Regions from separate parts of the Mus musculus genome. Here region 2 is linked to region 1. A link is a contact called in ENCODE Hi-C or POLR2A ChIA-PET data. All regions are on one chromosome and are shown on one strand. Each heading gives the region's core, a stretch centred on a gene start or an enhancer-like site at or near the end of the contact. The rest is flanking DNA. Distances are from core to core; before and after follow the strand shown.

What was found. A loop is a pair of places that touch in the nucleus more often than their neighbours do. ChIA-PET counts read pairs that join two places held with the same protein, here RNA polymerase II (POLR2A).
Region 2: a map of heart shows a loop between it and region 1 (2.5-fold over the local background). The contact joins the promoter of Jph2 here to the enhancer-like site in region 1. A Hi-C loop is called at or near these places in 7 of 37 maps with a recorded cell type or tissue (CH12F3, T-helper 2 cell, gastrocnemius and 1 more). POLR2A ChIA-PET finds 5 or more read pairs at or near these places in 2 of 5 experiments (Patski and embryonic stem cell).

The regions. Positions count from the first base shown.
Region 1 is chr2:163,357,787-163,362,529 of GRCm38, forward strand. All of the region lies in intron 2 of Jph2 (junctophilin 2), which reads right to left. The region is part of intron 1 of Gm35750 (a long non-coding RNA gene); the gene reads left to right. Among named protein-coding and RNA genes, the nearest start is that of Gm35750, 3.8 kb to the left of the region's middle. RefSeq lists an enhancer at 4,667-4,743. Within about 2 kb of position 3,230, at least 1 of the 3 ENCODE cell types and tissues checked has a DNase peak (open chromatin) inside an H3K27ac peak, as active enhancers do; it is heart, where a contact is called at or near this core.
Region 2 is chr2:163,395,285-163,399,870 of GRCm38, forward strand. It overlaps Jph2 (junctophilin 2), which reads right to left and starts at 2,689. Exons shown (of 6, transcript NM_021566.2): 1 at 1,864-2,689. The coding sequence starts at 2,242.

The DNA of each region.
Region 1 (4,743 bases), core at 1,980-4,479:
GCCAGCCTGGACCACAAAGTAAGATGATGTCTCAAAACCAAAAGGAAGAACATCAATTCCATTTCAGTCATCCTGCTCACACCAATAAGAAAAGTCTCATCGCTAGTGTGCTCGCCCACTGTGTGTGTTGGGGGGAGGGTGCACACACCCACACACACTCACTGATTCTCTCTGACTGTGTGTGTGTTCACTTGCTCTGTTTCTCTCTCACTGTGTCTCTGTGTGTGTCTGTCTCTCTTCTCTCTCTTGCTCACTTTCTCTCCTTCTGTCTGTCTTATTATTGGGGATACAGCCTTCCTATTAACTCTTGGGTGCTCCCAGCAGGTGTTCTTTCCAAAAGCCCACACTTCACCTCTGAGCCACACCCCTAGCTCCCACAGTCCACATCTGAGCTATAGCCCTAACTTACAAAGAATGAAAAAAACCCAGAAGCCAACAGCCTCAAGACTGAACTTGGAGTAGAATATTGAAGGACAGCTTTGTGGCATCTTGCCTTGTATGATTTTTTTCCTTCCGGCTAACTTCTTTAATCTGCTCTTGCATTTTTACTTATGGTTTTATAAAACTCTTTGATCACAATTAATTTAGGTTTAAGAAACTTAAAATGCTTTTAAATTGTAAGAGACAAACCATCCCAATGGTAGGTGGCTATGCCAAGGTTAGGGGATGGTAACTCAGTGGCCAGCCTCTGGAAACCTTGCCTTAGCCCATAGTCACAGGGCTAGTCCCTAGGATTCTATCTGGGCTAAAGTCATGTTCCAGACAAGCCATGTTATAGCAGAGGATGCTCAAGGTTGGGATGTGGCAAAAGCCAAGCAAGGAAGTGGATCAACAATGTTGTCATTGATGTTTCTTTCCCATGGATGTGAACACAGCACCCAGAGCACAGACCTCTGAGAAGTCATATCCCACCAAGAGTTACAAAGTTACCCCAAGTATCTCTGCAAGCAGTGGCAGAGGCCTCCCAGCTAAACAGGAGTCGATGAAGATAAAACGAACCAGCCTACAGAGAACCCTGCATCCCCCAGCTGTGCTTAGAGGAGATTTGTTCTAGAAGTTTGCTGGCCTGAGGGGGAAGTGATGTGTGCAGAGCGTGACCTGACTCAGCATAGAAACACTCAAACAACACATTCTACAGCTGCCCGAGAAATTTAACAGTTGCCCAAGAAATAATGAGTTACATGGGAGTTTAAAATAATCCGAGAAAGGCCTTTATTCACAAAAACACAGAAAGGCCTCTAATATAGGCAGCTTATAGAAGAAAACCCCCAAATTTAAAACAGTTCATATGATAAGCAAATTTTGTGTAAGAAAGAGGAAATTATGGGGCTGGAGAAATGGCTCGGATCTTTCAGAGGATGGGAATTTGGTTTCCAGCACCCATATCAGGAGCTTCACCTACACCTGCCTGTAAGCAACTGTCTGTAACTCTAGGCCCAGGGGCTCAGAAGCCATCCATGGGCCTGATTCCCTTTTGTGGGCACCTGCATACATGTCACACACACACACACACACACACACACACACACACACACACACAAACAACAAAAAAGAAGCAGGAATATAAATACACACTTGTTTATAGCAGGTTGAACAGCACAAACTACCTCTGTGTTCCACCTTCCTCCGTGCAGAAAGGAACCCAGGGGAGAGACACAAACCAGAGTGGCCTGTGACACAATGCAGACATGGCCAGGAGACAAAGATAAGAAGAGATAAACTATACTTAGGATCGAATGAATGTCACACACACACACATTACTCACACAAATTCTGAGGGCCACTCAGTGCACTCAGTGTGGTTTCTGGTGTGTGTGTGTGTGTGTGTGTGTGTGTGTGTGTGTGTGTGTACCTGCTCCAATTGTCTCTTAAAAGGGCAACCGAGCTAGGGTGGAGGGCACCCAAGCCTCTAACAAATCTAACATCTGCCCTCGACCTGGGATCGGAGTACCATGCTCCCCATTCACCCCCTGACCAAACTCATGTAGGGTCACAGCAAGCTCTGGGTGGTTAGAAGTCACAGTTTAGATACTGGGTTGCTATGACCCTGTGCTAATTCCCCTTCCCAGATAGGATTGTGTGAAGCCGGGGAAGGGCACTTCAGCAGTTAGGTGAGAAGCCAGTGTGAGGGATAATGGTTTGCCTTTGGTGGCTTTGGAGATGGGACCCTATGCAGCACACCACATTTTCCTCAAGGTAGCAAGGGACAGGTTCTTTTTGGGGTGACTACTGGGGGTGTGGAGCTGGGGGTGGGGGTTGCACAGAGAGCTTACCCTGTGTTTGACTGTCTGGCTCAGCAGTCAGAACCACCAGGAGGAAGATAACGGTATATAATAATAAAATGACAGTTGGTGCTGGTGTGCCAGGCATGGCAGATAGAACTTTAGAAACACTTTACACAACTTATTTTAATGTGCTCGTACACTACCTTGGGCATGGGCAGTAAGCAGCAGATCCATTTCTACCACCTTCCACGGTTGGGGGAACCAAGGCTCTGGGAAAGATCGTGCCTGGGGGGCAAGTGTTACCCAACCCCAAAGCCTGTACTCCTGAGCATGAACGTACCTCTACACAAAAAGGTGGGAACGTGAGGGAACTTGAAGCTAGGGAGACTGAAGACACAGAAGTCATGAGTGCAGAAGATTGGAGACAGGTTATGTCTAGGTCTCTGCAGGGTCACTGGGCAGATGTTGGGACAGATGTTAGCAGCTCACCCATGTATCCTTTCTCCCCCACAAGCAGAAGCCCTGTTTACTCAGGGAAGTGTCGCATCTGTCTAAAAATCACCTTTGCATCTGGCTAAAAAACACAGACCCATGGGATGGGGTAAGCCCCAAGGTGGTGGGGGAGGGGGTGCTGCCTTTACAAAAAGAGCAGAAGTTATGGCATCTGACCTTCCTCCTCCTCTCAACTCTATTTAAATATGAAGATAAAAGCTACTCTCTAAAGAGAACAGGAGAAAAGACAATGAAATGGGCCATTAAGGGTGTACAAGAGTGGCCACAAGTCCCAGGGAAGGCACCACTGGCAGCCTCCAGGACCCACTGGGGCCCTCCAGATCTCAGGGGCAGAACCAGAACCTGTAGGAAGAAGCCACAGGAGGGAAGAAAGCCTCCTAGCCTAGAAGATCCCAAGGCCAAGGCATCCAAAGTTGGTCTCGGCCCGTGTCCAGCGGTGCTGCGCTCCCGTGCCTGCAGAGGCAGAGGCAGTGAGTGAACTTGGTAGAGGTGGAGGGAGGACATTCTGACTTTGACTGGGGCAGCATTTCATGGTCTATCATGCTTCACTCACTCACACCTTTGGAGGTGAGGAAAGAAAGGATCCTGCAACGTGTGCCCAGTTCTGCATGGCATTCGGCGATGGCCTGCAGTGACCTGCAAGGCCACACAAAGGCACTGCCCAACAAAGTTCCCCGCAGTTAAAATGGTTTATAGCTGTGCCCTCCTAGATGGCAGCTGGCAAGCACGTGAAATGCGGCTACCACACCTAGGGATTGAAATGTCTAGTCAACTTAATTAAAATAGCCATGTGTGAGGACTAAAGAGACGACTTAGCTGGTAAAAGTGCTTGACCAGCAGGCATGGGGAGCTGACGTCAACCCTTAGATGAAGGTCAGGTGTTGTGGCAAATGCCTGGGATTCCAGCGAGGGGAAAGCAGAGGCAGGTGGATCCTGGGGCTCCTGGGTCAGCCTGCCTAGCCTATTTAGCACGCTTCGGACCAGTGAGTGAGCCTCCCTCAAAAAATAAGGCAGGGGCTGGAGAGGTGGCTCAGCAGTTAAGAGCACTGACTGCTCTTCCAGAGGTTCTGAGTTCTATTCCCAGCAACCACATGGTGTGTCACCACCATCTGTAATGGGATCTGATGCCCTCTTCTGGTGTGTCTGAAGACAGCTACAATGTACTCACATACATAAAAATAAATAAATATTTTTAAAAAAAAAATAAGGCAGACAACTTGTGAGAAACTGTACTCTGTCTTCCACATGTGCATAGTACATGTATGTCCACACATGTGTGCTCACATGACCAAGCATCTGCTTGTACACACACACGCACACACACACACACACACACACACACACACACTCACACACACATGCTATATGTAGCCAGCAGACATGGCTGCCATCTGTTTTCACCAACAGCCCCCGCCTCTGGTCTCTGCTTCTGTTAATCCTTCTTTTTTACTCCAGCCACACGGGGTTTCCCTGCCTCATTTCCAAGAGCCCACTCTGTTCCAGGCACACTCCCGTAGCGTACCTATGACATGCTTCCCTCTGCACACAGCCTGCTCTTCCCAGACTGCACTCTGACTCGCTCTGTCTCAAGAGCATCCTTAACTGCTTCCTTCAGTGTAGTCCTCCTTGGTCACTGGGCTCCTTCTGTAATGGAGAAGGAAGTCTCGGATCTTCAGACTTTCTTGCCCAAGCCTGGCACACAGTGGGCTCCCCACAAACACGTGCTGAATGTGTTTGGAGGCTGAAGTGGGTTCATAGAGGGTGCCTCTATCCTGGAAGTCTTTTTCCATGGCAAGACGCTTGAGATCTGCACAGTCAACCTGCTTTTGGGGGCTTCTGCATACACCGTGTACTATGGCAGTTGCTGTGACTTCAGACCAGGCAGGAGCTAAGTCAGACCTGACAGACAGGCTGGTTAGTGAGGGAAAGGTGTCTCATGCTGACGGAAGCACACATCTGAAGAACCATGGTCAGGAGAGAAGGCCCCCCTTGGAGGAACTGTGTC
Region 2 (4,586 bases), core at 1,439-3,938, 37 kb after region 1:
AAAGAGCCACCACTTTGAGTCACTCAGCACAGCAGGAAAGTGTCCTGGAAATACCCCAGTCAGAGGAGCCATGGGGCATGGTGGAGCATGTCTATAATCCCAGTATTCTGGAGGCTGAGATAGGAGGGTTACAAGTTCAAAGCCAGCCTGAGCTATATTCTGTCTCAACAAAAAAAGACTGCAGGGAAGTTAGCAGGTTCTGTGAGACAACAGCCAAATGTCTGGATGCCAGGCAGATGCATTCATCTATTATGGAATATTCTTTAGATTTTTTTGCATAATTATAAATCTAAAACACATTCATTTTGTGATATATACAAAACAGGCAGAGAGTCACTGAGCAGTGATCTCTATAGTTTGCTCACCCCGATTCTCTCCCTTCCTCCCTCCCTCCCTCCCTTCCTCCTTTCTTCCTTCCTTCCTTCCTTGTCAGAGTTACACTATGCTGACAAGCTGCTATAAAATGATCCTCCTGCCTCAGCCTTCCAAGTAGCTGAACTAACATATGGTACCAGTAAAGGGACAACTCTCCGCCGAGCCTGTTCAAACAGGCTTTGTTGCTCACTGTGCTGGTCGGAAGGTCTGATGAACCTGAACTTGTACCTTTGCTGTGGGTAGATGCTGGCACTACTTGTTCACTGCCCATGCTTTGAGCAGTACTGATGCCCTAAGTGCCCCAGTGTATGGATGAGCAACTAAGGCCCAGGCAAGCAACATATCCAAGTCACACCTGCAGGTAAGGTAAGGCCATTTCCCAGTGTTCTTTTGCCTCAGAAAACTCCTCTTTATCTTATGACATTCTCTGACTCTCTTTACGTCCGTCCCCTCTCTGCTGGGATAGTCTCCATCTCCTACTCTTGCGATCACACCTCCCTCACCAAAAATCTAGCTCAGGAGTCATGTTCTGAAAGCCTTCCCCCTGCCCCTCAGATGTGTCTGCCCTTTCCTACCACCACTCTATCATGTTTGAGTGAGATGCTAGCCGGCCTGCCTATCTTTGAAGCCAGAGTCTATGTCCTTTTTGTATCTCATCATTTGGGCAATAACAGACAAATAGGAGGTCCCACCAAAATATGCATTGAAAAAGGCTGGGGATATGGAGCAATTGTCTAGAAATATGTGGTGAATGAAAGAATGTATGAGTAAATGGATGGATGGATGGATGGATGGACAGGTAAATAGCTGCTGGGTGGGTGGATGTATTGATCAATGGATCCATGGATAGGTGAGTTGGTGGATGAATGGATGAATAGGTAAATAGCTGCTAGGTGAATGGATGAAGGGATGGATGAATGAGTGGGTGGGTGGGTGGGTGGGTAGACAGGTAGATGTAAGCTGGGTAAATGCAAGAAGGGATGGGTGGGCTGGTGGATGGGATGGGTGAGTAGACGGATGAGTGAATGGGAGAAGGATGGATGGGTGGATGTGTGGGTGGAGGGATGGGTGGATGAAAGTTGGGTGGTTGGATGGATAGATGGATGGAGAAACGAATGAATAAACACTCTTATGATCTACCCCGTGAAAATTTTTTCATAGCAAAGTTGAGGCCAGCCCCCAGTTCTGCTAAAACACAAGCTAAAATCTAGCTGCTTACATACCTCGAGAGTAAAGAGAAGTGATTACATCCTATCAAGTGTCCATCTGTAGGACAGCCTTGTACTCTTCAGTCCTGCTGGTCCTCAAGAACTGCCTTAGTGCCCTACCTTTTCTGATAAGAAAATGGATACAGAGAGGCAGAGTAGCTTACCCAAAGCCACACAGGAACTATCACCTTAGACCATCTATTTCTTTGCCAACTACACTGCTGTTCCCCACCGTCCCTTCAGGACCCCCCTCAAGCTCTGCGGGATGAGCAAGACTCACCTCCGTCTGCGTAGGTCTCCGTGCCATAGCCGTCCTGTAGGCCGTTATTCCAAGTGCCCTCGTACTTGGCACCACTGTTTGTGCTCTGCCGGATTCCGTAGCGCCCCTTAAAGCCATGCGTCCACTCCCCCTTGTAGAGCCAGCGCCCCTTGGTCTCTATGCCAAGCCCATGTCGTTTGCCCTGGCTCCAATATCCCTCAAAGGTATTCCCACTGGGCCAGGTATAGACGCCTGCCACTTCAAAGCCAAAATTCCAGGAGCCCGAGTATTCACCCTGGCCCTTGGGGCCGGTGCACAGTCCGTGCCCGTGTGCCTTTCCCCCTTCCCAGCCCCCACAATACGCCCCGCCATCATCAAAGTCAAAGCGGCCCCCGCTCATCTCATCCTCGCTCCTGACAACTCCTCCGTCCTCCAGCTTGGGCGTAGGGGTACCTGATGTTCTCCAGGCACCTTCAGGTTGAGCCCCTAGACTCACCACCGGGCTAGAGGTGGAAAAAAGCAAGATGCCAACAGAGGCAGCAAAAGCCCAAAGGCCAAGTCAGCAGTGGGGGCGCTGGTCAGTGCCATGGCTGGGAGGCCTCCTCAGTCACCCCAACAAGGCAGCAACTTGAAAAGGAAGCCGACCGAAGAGACTCCAAGTTCCCACAAAGCGTCCCAGGTCCAGCTTCCATGGAGTCTGGTGTGCTCTCCTTAAGAAAAGCAACGAAAGGAGTTGAGGGGTCCTGTCTTTTCAAAGAGGGACAGTTCCCGGTTTAGCAGCCCAGCCGAGGCTAAATTGTCGCCACCCACCCTGAAGCAGCCGCTGGCCCCCTTCTCATCCACCCCAGTGGGCATGCGGCTCAGATCTCCCAGCTGCCCCGCCCCTTCTCCAGCCCTGCCTTCCTCCCAGGATAGAAAGGTCAGTGTTGCCCTAACAAGGCCATTGGATCTCAGAAGCTGCTCCCAAAATAACCCCCTGGCTGGCCCAGCCTCCTTCAGAGCCGGAGGGAGGGAGGGGGGCTTCCAATCCGCTGGGCCTGCAGACCCAGGCAGTGGCCCGAGGGGGCTGAGCAGGAAATCTGAGAACGAAGTGTGGACAGCTTAGCTACTTGGTGGCTTGCCTTCTTGTGGATCAGAGCTGCCTCCCATCTAGAAGTCCCCAGGTTCCGCAGGCAGGGAGAAGAGACGGAGACCAGCAGACCATCTTATCCAGGGCCACTTTGTATCCCCAGAGTTCAGGGGGTGGCAGACATGGGGCCCTACCACTTCGAGCATGCCGAGGCAGGACCTGGGGCTTTGGTCCCTCTGCCAATCCCATTGAAGAATCCAGTGACCTACAGAGAAAGGAATGGAGGACGGTTGCACATATGCCTTTGAAAGCAGAGTGGAACTCAGAATGATCAGAGAGGGTCTAACCAGGGTGCAAACGCAAACAAGCAGGCATTCTGGGCTTACATTTTCTACCCCAGCCCTAGCTCAGAAAACTGGGGGAGAACCCTGATAAAGGGAACTAGTTCAGGAGGCAGGGGATATGGATCAGTTGATAAAGTACTTGTCATGCATTCGAACCCCAGAACCCATGAGAGGGGGTTGGGGGAGTGTAAAGCACTTCTAGGGCTGACAGTCCTCAGCCAAGACCACGGTGTCTTCATTGTCTTGGAGATGTATTTCTTCTTACTAGAAGTTGGTGGAGACCTGGGTGCTAGAAATTCACCAAAGCCTTTTGCTCCTGCCACAGGAGCCGCTGAAGCCTGGCCTTATGTGCTCTTAAGGAGCTGGGGCAGAAGCAAGCTTGGGAAGGGGAATATTGCAAAAATAACGATCCTGAATATTTCTAAAATGAATCTCACTCCACCACAGCCCACAGCCTGTGTGAGGAGTGCAGAGGGGAGGAAAGTCTCCTTCCTGCTCATGGAAGTGTGTGTGTGTGTGTGTGTGTGTGTGTGTGTGTGTGTGCGTGTGTGTGTGTGTTCATAACATGGCTGGAATGGAGGAAGGTTAGAAATCACCGAAGAAAGAAAGAAAGAAAGAAAGAAAGAAAGAAAGGAAGGAAGGAAGGAAGGAAGGAAGGAAGGAAGGAAGAAAGAGACAAAGAAAGAAACAAGGAAACAAAGAAAGAAACAGGAAACAAAGAAAGAAAAGAAGAAACTAAAAGAAAAAAGCTGAGGTCCAAGGGAGCGTGAGACAGTTATCTGACTTCTACCACGTCTGTCTGACGCATTCCCAAATCCCATGATGGTTTTGGCCACTGAACGTCACTGCATTCATTTCCTTGTTTTAGAAATGGGAAGACTGTGTTCTCTGCTTTCCACTCTGCTGATAACGGTCCCTGCTAGTTGCTGCTTCTCATGATTATGTAGCCACTGACCTTACAAAGTCCTCTTGGTCCACATTTCAGTACCAGCCTCCACACCGGCCATCATCTCGGCCAGGTGGCTGGCACCCTGTCCAGGTGGACCTTCAGCCTGATCAGGCAGTTCCCCCGCTAAAAACACCTGCCCCGCCCCCACTCTTTTCCAAACTCTTTCCAGATAGGCAGTCACAGGACAAGGAAATGGACAGTCAAATAGAAAGAGAGTGATTGTCTCTGAGAGTCCGTCAATCACTACAATGCTGATCGAGGTTAGCTGCAACCCAGGAAGGGATCCGTTCACATACATTCATCCGTGTTCACTCCCAGTAGCTCCCTGTGATGGAGCCCGTGCAGAAGAAACAGCTACAATCACAAAAACACAGATTGCACA